2 separate regions of the Mus musculus genome follow, and region 2 is linked to region 1. Evidence: chromatin loops called from intact Hi-C (ENCODE). Cell type or tissue: left cerebral cortex. All regions are shown on one strand. Each heading gives the region's core, and the rest is flanking DNA. Links, peaks and the distances in the headings are about the cores only. Region 1 overlaps Ptk2b (PTK2 protein tyrosine kinase 2 beta). Region 2 overlaps Ptk2b (PTK2 protein tyrosine kinase 2 beta).

The links. Hi-C counts contacts between places; a loop is a spot of excess contacts. Peaks named below come from ENCODE experiments on the same cell type or tissue, not always from the same donor. Only the 100,000 strongest peaks of a DNase experiment are listed, where the experiment ranks them.
Region 2: it touches region 1 in a loop (2.6-fold over the local background); 7 of 42 quality-filtered maps call a loop at or near these places.

The regions. Positions count from the first base shown.
Region 1 is chr14:66,211,865-66,217,242 of GRCm38, reverse strand. It overlaps Ptk2b (PTK2 protein tyrosine kinase 2 beta), which reads left to right. Exons shown (of 31, transcript NM_001162366.2): 2 at 3,691-3,931. The coding sequence starts at 3,728. Among named protein-coding and RNA genes, the nearest start is that of Gm52099, 17 kb to the left of the region's middle. In left cerebral cortex, for the core only: no CTCF peak of the experiment used is centred there; DNase peaks (open chromatin) are centred at 662, 2,319 and 3,400; H3K27ac peaks cover 1,510 bases.
Region 2 is chr14:66,256,284-66,261,661 of GRCm38, reverse strand. The region is part of intron 1 of Ptk2b (PTK2 protein tyrosine kinase 2 beta); the gene reads left to right. Among named protein-coding and RNA genes, the nearest start is that of Ptk2b, 22 kb to the left of the region's middle. In left cerebral cortex, for the core only: no CTCF peak of the experiment used is centred there; DNase peaks (open chromatin) are centred at 2,592, 2,857, 3,145, 3,781 and 3 more places; H3K27ac peaks cover 3,949 bases.

The sequences.
Region 1 (5,378 bases), core at 379-5,378:
GTGACACATGACAAATGACCATGGAGTGTTCCCCAGTTCTCACCGTTGGATCTTGAACTTTACCAATACATTTTAAGCCTATTTAAGTATTCTCTCGTACTTGTCCAGCATTTCAGGGGGCATCTGGGGGTGTCTAGGATGTGCCTACTGATGCTGCAGCCCTCTGAATGAAGATGCTACCTAGACTGAAGGGGCACCTGATGGGATCACTAAAGACATTTCTCTCTTTCTCTCTATGTAAACCTCTCTCTATGTATCCCTATGTCATACCAGCATCTTGGGGGGTTAGAATTTGAGCATATAAATATTAAGGGACTCATGCATTCAGTCCATTGCAGATAAGGTCAAGTCCCTGGGGTTGTGTGTCATAGGTCACTCCACTTCCCCCCTCAGATGCCTGTCTCCCAATCCACCTTTGTGAAAGCCTTGTGTACAACTTACCACATACAAATTGAAGCCTACCAGACCAGCAGATCCTCAAGCCAGCAGGCCAGCACTTCCTGGAGCATATGCAGTTGCTTGTTTGTACTCCTGACTAGGACTATGCTATTTAGGGACTAAGTACCCCCCCATCTTCCCAATCCTAATGTACCATTGCCATCATCCCTCCTGGGCCCCCTCAGGCCTTGCCACTTCAGTATTCTCCCTCATCTCCCAGCTGCCTGTTCTGCATCTTTGCCTAAAGGCTTTCTGGCATCTCCCTTGTGCAGAACTGACAAGAACTGCCAAGAACACTGAGCATATGAAGTGGAGTAGACATGCTCCCAGCTCTCCCTTTCTCTGAGTGAGATGTGGTCGGTCCATCCTGGGCTCCCCAGTCCCCTCCAGTTCCCAGAGGATTGAAAGGGGGCTTGTCCAAGATTCAGTACTCAGCACAGTCCCCTTTTCGCCTGTCTTTCCTTCAATGCCACATTGTTCTACGCTCCTGGGGGTGCTTCCTGCAGACACCCCTCAAATAACTTCTGAATTCCTTCAAGAAGAATTTATATGGATTGTTACTGTAGGGTAGAACACTAGGGTCCACTATACATAGAGGGATTATTGAGAGAGGGGGGTTACATATAAAGAGAGAGAGGTATACATAGAGACAGGTATACAAATTCAGATAGACTTCTAGAACACATATTCTCCTTTCTGTCAGTCTAGTCCCAAGATGTATCCACCCTTGTGAGCTCAGCCTTGTGCTCCCCTTTTCTGCTTCCCCTGACCCCAGAGACATGTCTTCTTTCTCCCTGAATTCTTACAATACCGCCTTTGTCCCTTCCTAAAACATATCTCCTTTTTTGTTGTTGTTCTTTGGTGTTGTTGTTGTATGGGTATACACACATGTACATATGAGGTATGTGTGCACACACAGGTAGAGGTAAGATTTGAATGTCTTTCTCTTTCACTGTCCATTTTATTCTTGGAGACAAGATTTCTTGTGGAACTGAGAGCTTGTGGATTCAACTAGACTGGCCAGCAAGCTCCGAGACCCATCTTTTCCTCTCCACAGCCTCCATTGCTGGGGTTATAGGAGCACATCACCATACCTGGATTTTATGAGGTTACTGGGGATCTGAACTCTGGTCTTTGTACTTTATTGACTGAGCCATCTTCCCAGCCACTGCTTTATTGTTTTGTTTTAAAGGAATAGTTCCTTAGAGTAATGACTATTCAAATCTTTCCAGGTACCTGGATCAGTATAAATAAACAATCATAGGCTATGTTCTGCTTCTAAAATACTTGACTCCATATTTATATTGTTACTCTGCCAGCTCCATTATTTTTCCCTCCTAATTCCTGGTGCAGGCAACACCCCACCACCAAACTACACCCATATGAGAATGCACATCTTTTATCTCTAAGAATAACTCTCAGACCTAGGGCTTAGCTCATTCTAGAACTAGCTGGGTAGTTTTCTGTTTTGAGACAAGGTCTTGCTCTGTAGATCAGGTCAGCCTGACATTTATGACAACCCTCCTTCCTCAGCTTCCCAAGTGCTGCAATGACAGGTGTGAGCCGTCAGACCCAAGTTTAAGGTGATCGTTAGAAAAATTCTTGGAAATTAAGACCGCCTAATCCTCACCACAGACACATTCAATACATGCACAGAGGGCAGGGATTGGGGGTACACTGGTGACCCCTGTACAAGCCTCAGCTGATGTTGCCAATGCATAGTTACAACTTTTCTTACTTCTTTGGACATTCCCCCACTTTATAATTTTATACATTTATTTATGGTGTGTGTGTGTGTGTGTGTGTGTGTGTGTGTGTGTGAACCCATGTACATGTGCAGACAGTCACGTGGTGTACAAACTACTCTCTGGAGTAAGTTCTCTCCTGCCACCTTGTGGGATTGAGAATGGAATTTGTGGGATGGTCCTGCATCTCTCTGCTGAGCCATCTCAATAGCCTAATCCCTTGCTCTAGATCAGGAGAAGTCAGTCCTTGATAGTTCTGTTGTTTAACCAGGGATTTCCCAAGCTTCTTTGAGCATAAATCTCTTCTCTGAGCCTGCCTTCTTCCTTCCCCTTCCCTCTGGTTCTATCTCCTCTCCTCCCCTCTCTCACCTCCCTCCCTCCCTCCCTCCCTCCCTCCCTCCCTCCCTCCCTCCCTCCTTCCCTCCTTCCTTCCTTCCTTCCTTCCTTCCTTCCTTCCTTCCTTCCTTCCTTCCTTCCTTCCTTTCTATAGTACTAGAGATAGAAATCAGGACGTTGTGCACACCGGTCGTGTAATCTATTATGCATACTTCCCAGCCCCAGGGCAAACTCCTTGCAGAACACTGTATGCTATTTTAAAATACAAATGTAGTTAGTGTTTAAGTTTGAAAATAAGGGCTCTGTGTCACTAGCCCTTCTGAAGTTTCAAAAACCTATGTCCACTGGTGATTAAACTAGATTAAGACAGCTGAGATTCAGGCTGAATTACAGATTGCACGGATTCTTAATTTACTTCTGTGTCAGTACTGTGGCCAGGCTGTCCTCAGTACAGGCTGCAGTGTGCAGGAGCCCAGACTAGCTCTATCTGTCATGCAAAACAACTTTCTACCCTAAACAGCAGGGAACCAGCCAAGGGGCTTTTTTTCCCTAGGCCAGCCTTTCTGTGATCCCTGGTACTCTATGTGGTGAGTTCCTATGAGGTCCAGGCCTCCTATATGAAAACTCTAGCAAGTACTGAGGTTGTGAGCAAGATCAGTCAAGTTAATGGCCTGTACCTGATCTGGGCACTTTATCTTCTTCTCTGTACATTCTCTTGGGGCCACCGACCCCCAAGTTATGTTTCTTCTCAGATTTTCCTCTCCACTCCTGTTTTCCTTCTCCTATTTATCACAGCCTCACTCCCTGCTTTTTCTGCTCTGCTGTGTCATGCCACAGCCGCCTCCTCTCGCAGCTGCCTCATGTGCTAAGTGTGGGCCTCTTGCCTAGGAGCCAGTGTCGGAGGAGAACAGGGAAGGAAATAGGGCCAGAAGGCAGAGCTTGCGTGCTTGAGAGTGAGTCTAGATTATATACCTGGATGTTTTATCAAACTGGCTCCCATGCTTCAAAGCCTCCCCAGTCGAAGCAGCTGGAGGCCTTTGCAGGGAGTTTTCAGGATTAAAAGAATGGGCTGTTGTATCCATCCTGGGTCTTGTGGGTGTGCCAGCCTGGGGGATGTGGCATGTGGCTTGCAAGAGCTCACTCTGTGGCTGTCTCTCTGTTGTCTCTGCAGGACTGCAATGTGCCGGTCCTAGCTGCAGTCTGAGAGGATGTCCGGGGTGTCTGAGCCCTTGAGCCGTGTAAAAGTGGGCACTTTACGCCGGCCTGAGGGCCCCCCAGAGCCCATGGTGGTGGTACCAGTGGATGTGGAGAAGGAAGACGTGCGCATCCTCAAGGTCTGCTTCTACAGCAACAGCTTCAACCCAGGGAAGAACTTCAAGCTTGTCAAATGCACAGTGCAGACAGAGATCCAGGTAAGGGTGGCGGCCTCTGTTCCTCAGCTGCTCTGCTCCTCCTTCCACTTCCTGGACAGATGAGCAACCCTTCCTGAGCCTAGCAACTTCTTCTAGCATTGTCTGGGCAGGGCAGATGTTGGCATCAGGAGAGACATTTTCAGCTTGCTGTACCACTCTCCTCTAGCTGTGCATGCAGGGTTACACTACACTGGCCTGTTTTAACTTGCCTTTATTGAACATTTACTATATGTATCCCTGTGGTCAGTTTCTCAACATACATGCTATTGAATTCTCCCATGAGGAGACCCAATAAGAACATACCCATTCTCTTCCAGAACATTCCTTCATGATGGCCCTCAGAAGATTGCTCTGGAGGGCTCATAATTTGAGCAAAGGAATTGGGTACCTTGGGGGAAGTCTCCCCAGGCCCAAGGGGGCTAAATTGGCTCTGTCACTAGCCCTTCTGAAGTTTCAAAGACCTATGTCCACTGGCGACTCCTTTCATCAGTGCTATGGTAGTCCTAGCTGCCAGGTCACTGTGCTGTATCTTGTACAATGCACACTACAGCTCACACACCAGAATAGGATGCATTGATGAACACGCTGTCTCTTCCAGTTAGCATCCTTGCTTCAGTTGGGTAGACTTCTGTTACCCATAGCTGATCTGATTAGGGTTCTGCTTGCCCGTCACGTGTGAGGGTGTGTGCAGAGAGTAAGGAGGCCCTTTCCTCTGGCCTCTGCTGATACTCAAGCCTCCTTTGGGTGTCCCATTTCTGCACACACCTTATGCCATCCACCGCCAACTCAACCTGTTTGTTTCCAAAAGTTAACTTGATTTCCAAGTAGTGAGAAGCACCATAATGACCCAATTTTGATGACAAACGAACACATCTAGCTATTCCCACTAGAATGTGTTCTGAGGATGTGCTGAAGGACAGATGGAATTGAAGTCGTGGCACAACTGTCCATGGGGAAAAAATGGTGGAGACAAACCCAGACACTATTGCATAGGCCAGCAAGATTTTGATGAAGGGATCCTGGTATAGTTGTCTTGTATGAGGCTATGCCAGTGCCTGGCAAATACAGAAGTGGATGCTCAGAGTCATCTATAGGATGGAACACAGGGCCCCCAATGGAGAAACTAGACCAAGGAGCTAAAGGGGTCTGCAACCCTATAGGTGGAACAACAATATGAACTAACCAGTAACCCCCAGAGCTTATGTCTCTAGCTGAATATGTAGCAGAAGATGACATAGTTGGCCATCACTGGGAAGAGAGGCCCCTTGGTCTTGCAAACTTTATATGTCCCAGTACAGGGGAATGCCAGGACCAAGAAGTGGGAGTAGGTGTGTAGGGGAGCAGGGCGGGGGGAGGGTATAGGGAACTTTTGGGATAGCATTTGAAGTTTGAAATGTATATAAAGAAAATATCTAATTAAAAATACCTTAAAAAAAGAAATGGTGGA
Region 2 (5,378 bases), core at 91-5,090, 45 kb before region 1:
TGGAGTTGGGGTGGGGTGGGGTGATTAAGTTGTCAGTTTGGACACAGGGAACCATGACATGCGTTGGTAGACTTGAGCCTTGATAGTCCCGTGTTCTGTGTGTAGATGGGAAAGGGCTCAAGGAAGAGACGCTTTGGAGCAATTCCAGTGGGATACTTTGCTTTCTGCTCCATGATGATGTGGGGGGGGGGGGAGAGTAGTTGTCTCTTATTGTTGAAAAAACATGGGCTAGGGCTGTCACTGTGGAGAGCGTGGGGTAGGCTGCTCTAAACTGCTCTCCACTCACACACTCTCTCCTTAAGGGGAATGTTTTCCTCCACCTCACCAACTATTAGATGGGTTTCCTCCAATGACACCATCTCTTATTGCTAAAGGACTGGTCCCCTTGCTGTGCTGCACTCTCAGACACCTGGAGCTAGAACTTCCATAAAGCATACAATGACCCTCAATGACAGGGGACCCCCATCCCCCAGAGTTTCTCCTATCTAAGTGCAGCACAGAGAGTCACTTCCTTTCCTCCTTGTATGAAGGGAGTCTTCTAATGCATGGCCTCTCTTACTCTATGTTTTGGAGAAATGATTCTACCACTGCCTTGAAAGTCATAGCTGGAAGTGGAAGTAGACAAAACACTATCTATGACCCCCACCCCCCAGGACAGGGTCTCACTATGTAGCCTTTGCTTGACTGAAACTCACTATGTAGAAAAGGCTGGCCTCAAGCTCAGAAGTCTTTCTCCTTCTGCCTCCTTAGTGCTTAGGGATTAAGGGGCTGTGCCACCATACACAGGATTATGCCAAGACCACTCCATCAAAGGAAAACCAACAGAGCCCACTTCTCTTCCCATTCCCCTTTCCCACTCTTCCCCAGCATGCAGCTCTCCAGCATGCACAGCTCCTAGAACTTCAGCCTTGTGCATCATCTCAGTGTCGTTGCCTAGTAACAATATGCTTAGCAACCAGTAAAGGAAGTGTGATCACACCTCTCAGCATTGTACATGGAGCACTGCAGACAATACAAACAGCTCCTGATTTCTCTCTGCGGCTACAGGAAGGTAACTTTCAGAGGTGGCCAGCGTTCTGCTCTTGAGATACAGTGCTCACCATCCAGGGGCCCACATTGGTTGTTGTTTGGCTTTTACTTGGCATTGGATAATATCTTTGTGGGGGCGGGTGGGTAGGTGGTTCTTGAAGGGCCGGATCTCTCTGCTTGCACTTGTTCCCAGGATGCCTCTGATGCAGTCAGGGCAGCTTGCAGAATCCTCTCTGCTCCCACGCAGCCCTCCCTGCACCAAGCCTGCACCCCTGCCCCCAGTCACTGTGTTCCCCACATCCTCTTCCATTTGGAGATGATTCTCTACACCCTACCATTTACCTGTCAGCTATTGCTCTGCCTGTGCCTAGAGCAGTAGCTCTCAACCTTCCTAATGCTGCGACCCTTTAATGCAGTTCCTCATGGTGTGGTGAGCCCCTCCCCCAACAACAACAGGATTATTTTGTTGCTACTTCATAACTGTACTTTTCTGACTGTTATGAATCATAATATATGATATGCAATATATCTGATATGCAACCCCCAGAGGAGTCATGATCTAGAGGCTGAGAACCACTGGCCTAGAGTCTTTGTCTTTCAGACACTCCAGTCTCAGTTTCCCATGATCTTCATGTCCTTCCCCTCTCTCTGCTCTTACATGTATATGCATCCCATCCTGATTCAACCTCTGGACCAGACATCACACAAGTTGGGGACAAGATTGGTAGCTACCTGCTCAGGCTCAGACTCTCTGGCTGGCTGTGCCGTCTGCTAATCCACAACACCCAAGAATCTCCAGTGAAGTCATAATAATTCGCTTTTTGATAAGAAATCCCAGAGACTGCGCCCTTTAGCCCTGCTGTCTCTTAAGCCAAACCCAGCTTCTGGTTGGCGTCTCAGGACTCAGGGTCCTGCAGAAACCAGAGGAGAGCTGAGCTGCACTGCTTGGCAGCTGGGAAAGCAGGCTCAACAGCCATGCGTTCTCTCCTTCACCTTGGAATTGGACCCTTGAGTATAGGACTTGACCTGTCTATTAGAAGAGCTGCTTGCAAGGCCCAAAGAAGATAAATGCACTGATATACTCTACACACCCTGAGCCTCTTTACAGATTTTTGAGAGAAGAATTTTCTTGGGGAAAAAAAATCTGGTCTTGTTTTTGCCGTGAGATGGAAAAAGATAGCTAAGACTGAAACAGATACATGTCAGTCACCCATTCTTTGATGACCTTGGTGGCAACATCAAACCCTTTTAAGATGCTCTATCTCGAAGCTGTCAGAATAAATTATAGCCACACTTCTACCTTTTCTTTCCTTGGGCCCCATGATTAAGGTGGCTAGGTGGCACCTAGTTAGGACTTTAAGAACATTTTACAGGCCTCTTCTAATTCTGGCTGGGGAACAAAAACCAAATGAGTCAGAAGCTAACCAAGGCTGAGTTGAGGTGCTGAGAGAGCAGTCCCTGAGGTGGGTGTTTGGGGTTTATGTCACCTGTACTTCCATGGCAATTACGTGGTAGCTGGGTGAAGGGCAAATTTGCAAATGCAGGCTTTCTGGAGGCAAGAGGTGGCAAAGCACACTCCATAGGTGGTTTAGAGTAAGTCAAATAGAATTTGGGTGTTATTGGATCTCGAAGGTTGGGAGTCTGGCCAAAGATGAACAGACATTCCAGAGGCATGAGCGCTTTGCCCGAACACCTACCCTTAGGCAATTGGAGGCTTGTCTCATAAAGGAAGATCTCTACGGGAAAGGTAGGAAACCCAGCAAGCTCTCAAGGCTCCTTCTCTCACCGGACGATACTTTTCAAAGCCCTTAGAAAGGGGCATGTGCAGCTTCACCGAGCGAGCGAGTTTACCAACCCCCACCCCCTCAATCGTGCAACGTCATTGAGGAGCTAAGCAGGGCTTCTTGCTAAAACTCCTGCTTTTTAATTAAAAGAAAAACAAAAACAAAACCTTAATCCCTAGAAGTTAAATATACCACAGAGGTCAACCAGTGACCTAGTTAGAGCTAGCTTTGAAAAGACAGAGGGATTTGATGAGGATCTACGGGGAGGCAGATTTACCAATTTTCTACCCAGACAGCTAGAATAGTAGGTCATAACCAAAGGCAGTTAAGTCAAGAGAGACTCTGGCAACTGCCCAACCTACCCACCATTCACAGCTTAGGAAACTGTTTCCCAAGATGCGACTGGAGGTTAACTGTGAACACTTAAAAAAAATGTTTCTTTTACATTGCAAATAAAAATACCTAACTAAAACAATAGAAGAGCATTTACCCAAGGCTCTGCTATAACATGGAGGCAGTCTCTGTCCAGATTCCCCGAATCTGTTGACTTCCATACCTCTGCTTACTCCAGTGCAACTCTAGGCAAGGCTGGGACTGGATCTCCAAAAAGATCTTTTACAATCCCAGAGTAGGTTTTTTTTTTTTTTAACCATTTTAAACATTAAATTGTCAACACTTCACAAGTCACAGGATCATTTCAGACACATTATCTTTTGAATAAAACATAGACATAGTCTATGGGGAAATGTTAATCATGAAATATCAGTCTTAAGCCACTTTCTCAAAACACACCTGCTGCAATGGGGTTAAAGCTGCCTGCCCAGGGCTGATGTGAAAGTAGACCGTGTGTTTGGTTTCTGTAAGCCACGGCCCACGTAGCAGGCAGGGAAACAGGGCTAACGGGGTGGGGAAAAGCAGTTTGAACACCTTCCCCCGCACAGGCTCTTGTCTACAGCTTTTGTTCCCAGCGTCTCTTCAATAAATATGACTCAGTCTGATGTTCGGGTTCCACTTCCTCTGGGCAGGGAGCTGACTCTGTGCTGCCTATCCTGGGTGACTCAGGGGCCCATGGGCAGGGCTGTGTCTTCTTTGCTCAGCCAACCCAGCTCCCTTCTGTCGTGGGATCTCTGCTCTTCTTCGATTCTCCAGCTTTCTGTATGCTCAATGAAGAACTACGGTGGCGTCTCTCCCCGCCCCACTGTACATAGATCTTGGTGAGCAGCCAAAGGGCTTTTTTTACACCCACTTACTCCTCTGCATGAGGTATGGAAGGCCAAGTGAGGGTCACAATGGATTCCTGTGAGAAACACAAATAAAAACCAAGAGCTGGAGAGATGGCTCAGCCGGTAAGGGCACCGGCTGCTCTTCCAGAGGACCCCAGTCTGATTCTTAGCATCCACACAGTAACTTACAATTGTCCAAAACTTCAGTTCCAGGGCATCCAATGCCTCCTTCTAGACTCCATACTTCCAGACTGTGGTGCAAATGCTACATGCAGGCATAATACTCATACACATAAAATAATAATAATATAAAGATAAAACATTATAAAGACACCCCCCCCACACACACACACACTGAACCAAGAGAAGCCTTTTAGCCTCTCCTTTCTCTTCTAAATGCCCATCAAGGTAAGCAGGTACTTCACTGGGCAGGGGCAGGCGGGGATTGGGGTAGTAAGAGACCCCATACTTGTGAACCTGTGTTTTGCCATAAGAGTCAGCCAGAGACTATGGAGATAGATCCATGTCTTGTGGGCATGAGCAGCTGAGTTCAGTTTCCAAGCGTTCATGTAAAAGAAAGCTGAGCCTGGTGGTTTTCACTTCTATTCTAAACACTAGAGAGATGGAGACAGGTGAATCCTTAAAGTTCACAGGTGAAGCAGCAAACCTCCTCAGCCAGATTCAAGCCAGTGAAAAATAGGAGACGAGTGGAACCTGGGGAAAGATACCTAAAGTTGTCCTCTTGCTTCTACACACACACACACACACACACACACACACACACACACACACACACACACCAGCCATACTAACAACTTTATCTATCTAGATGCATATTTTTCTAAACTCAGGACGGTTTTGTATCGAAACCAGTAACATTTTCTTCAAGAACAAAATATAATGATTCAGAATAGTAAACATTTTCGCTATATGATTTAAAAGATTTATTCAGCATTAACTATGAGAGAGCACTAGAAATTGATTCAGGTTTTTCATTGATGGAGCTTGTGATGGATTGACTAAGATGCCCCCCATAGTCTTGGGTATGCAAACATTTGTTTCCCAGTTGGTGGTGCTCTTTGGGAAGTTTAGGAAGTGCGGGCTTGTTGAAAGAAGTGCATCACTGGAGATGGGCTTTGAGGATTTAAAGACACGAGCCACTTCTGGCTCGCTGTCTCTGCTTCGTGCTTAGGGTTCGGGATGTGATCTCTTAGCTTCCTGCTCTCGCCACCACCCCTTTACTTTGCATCATGGACTTGATCCCTAAGGAACTGAAAGCCCAACGGAACTCTTTCTTCTATAAGTTGCCTTGGCCATGGTGTTTTATCACAGCAATAGAAAA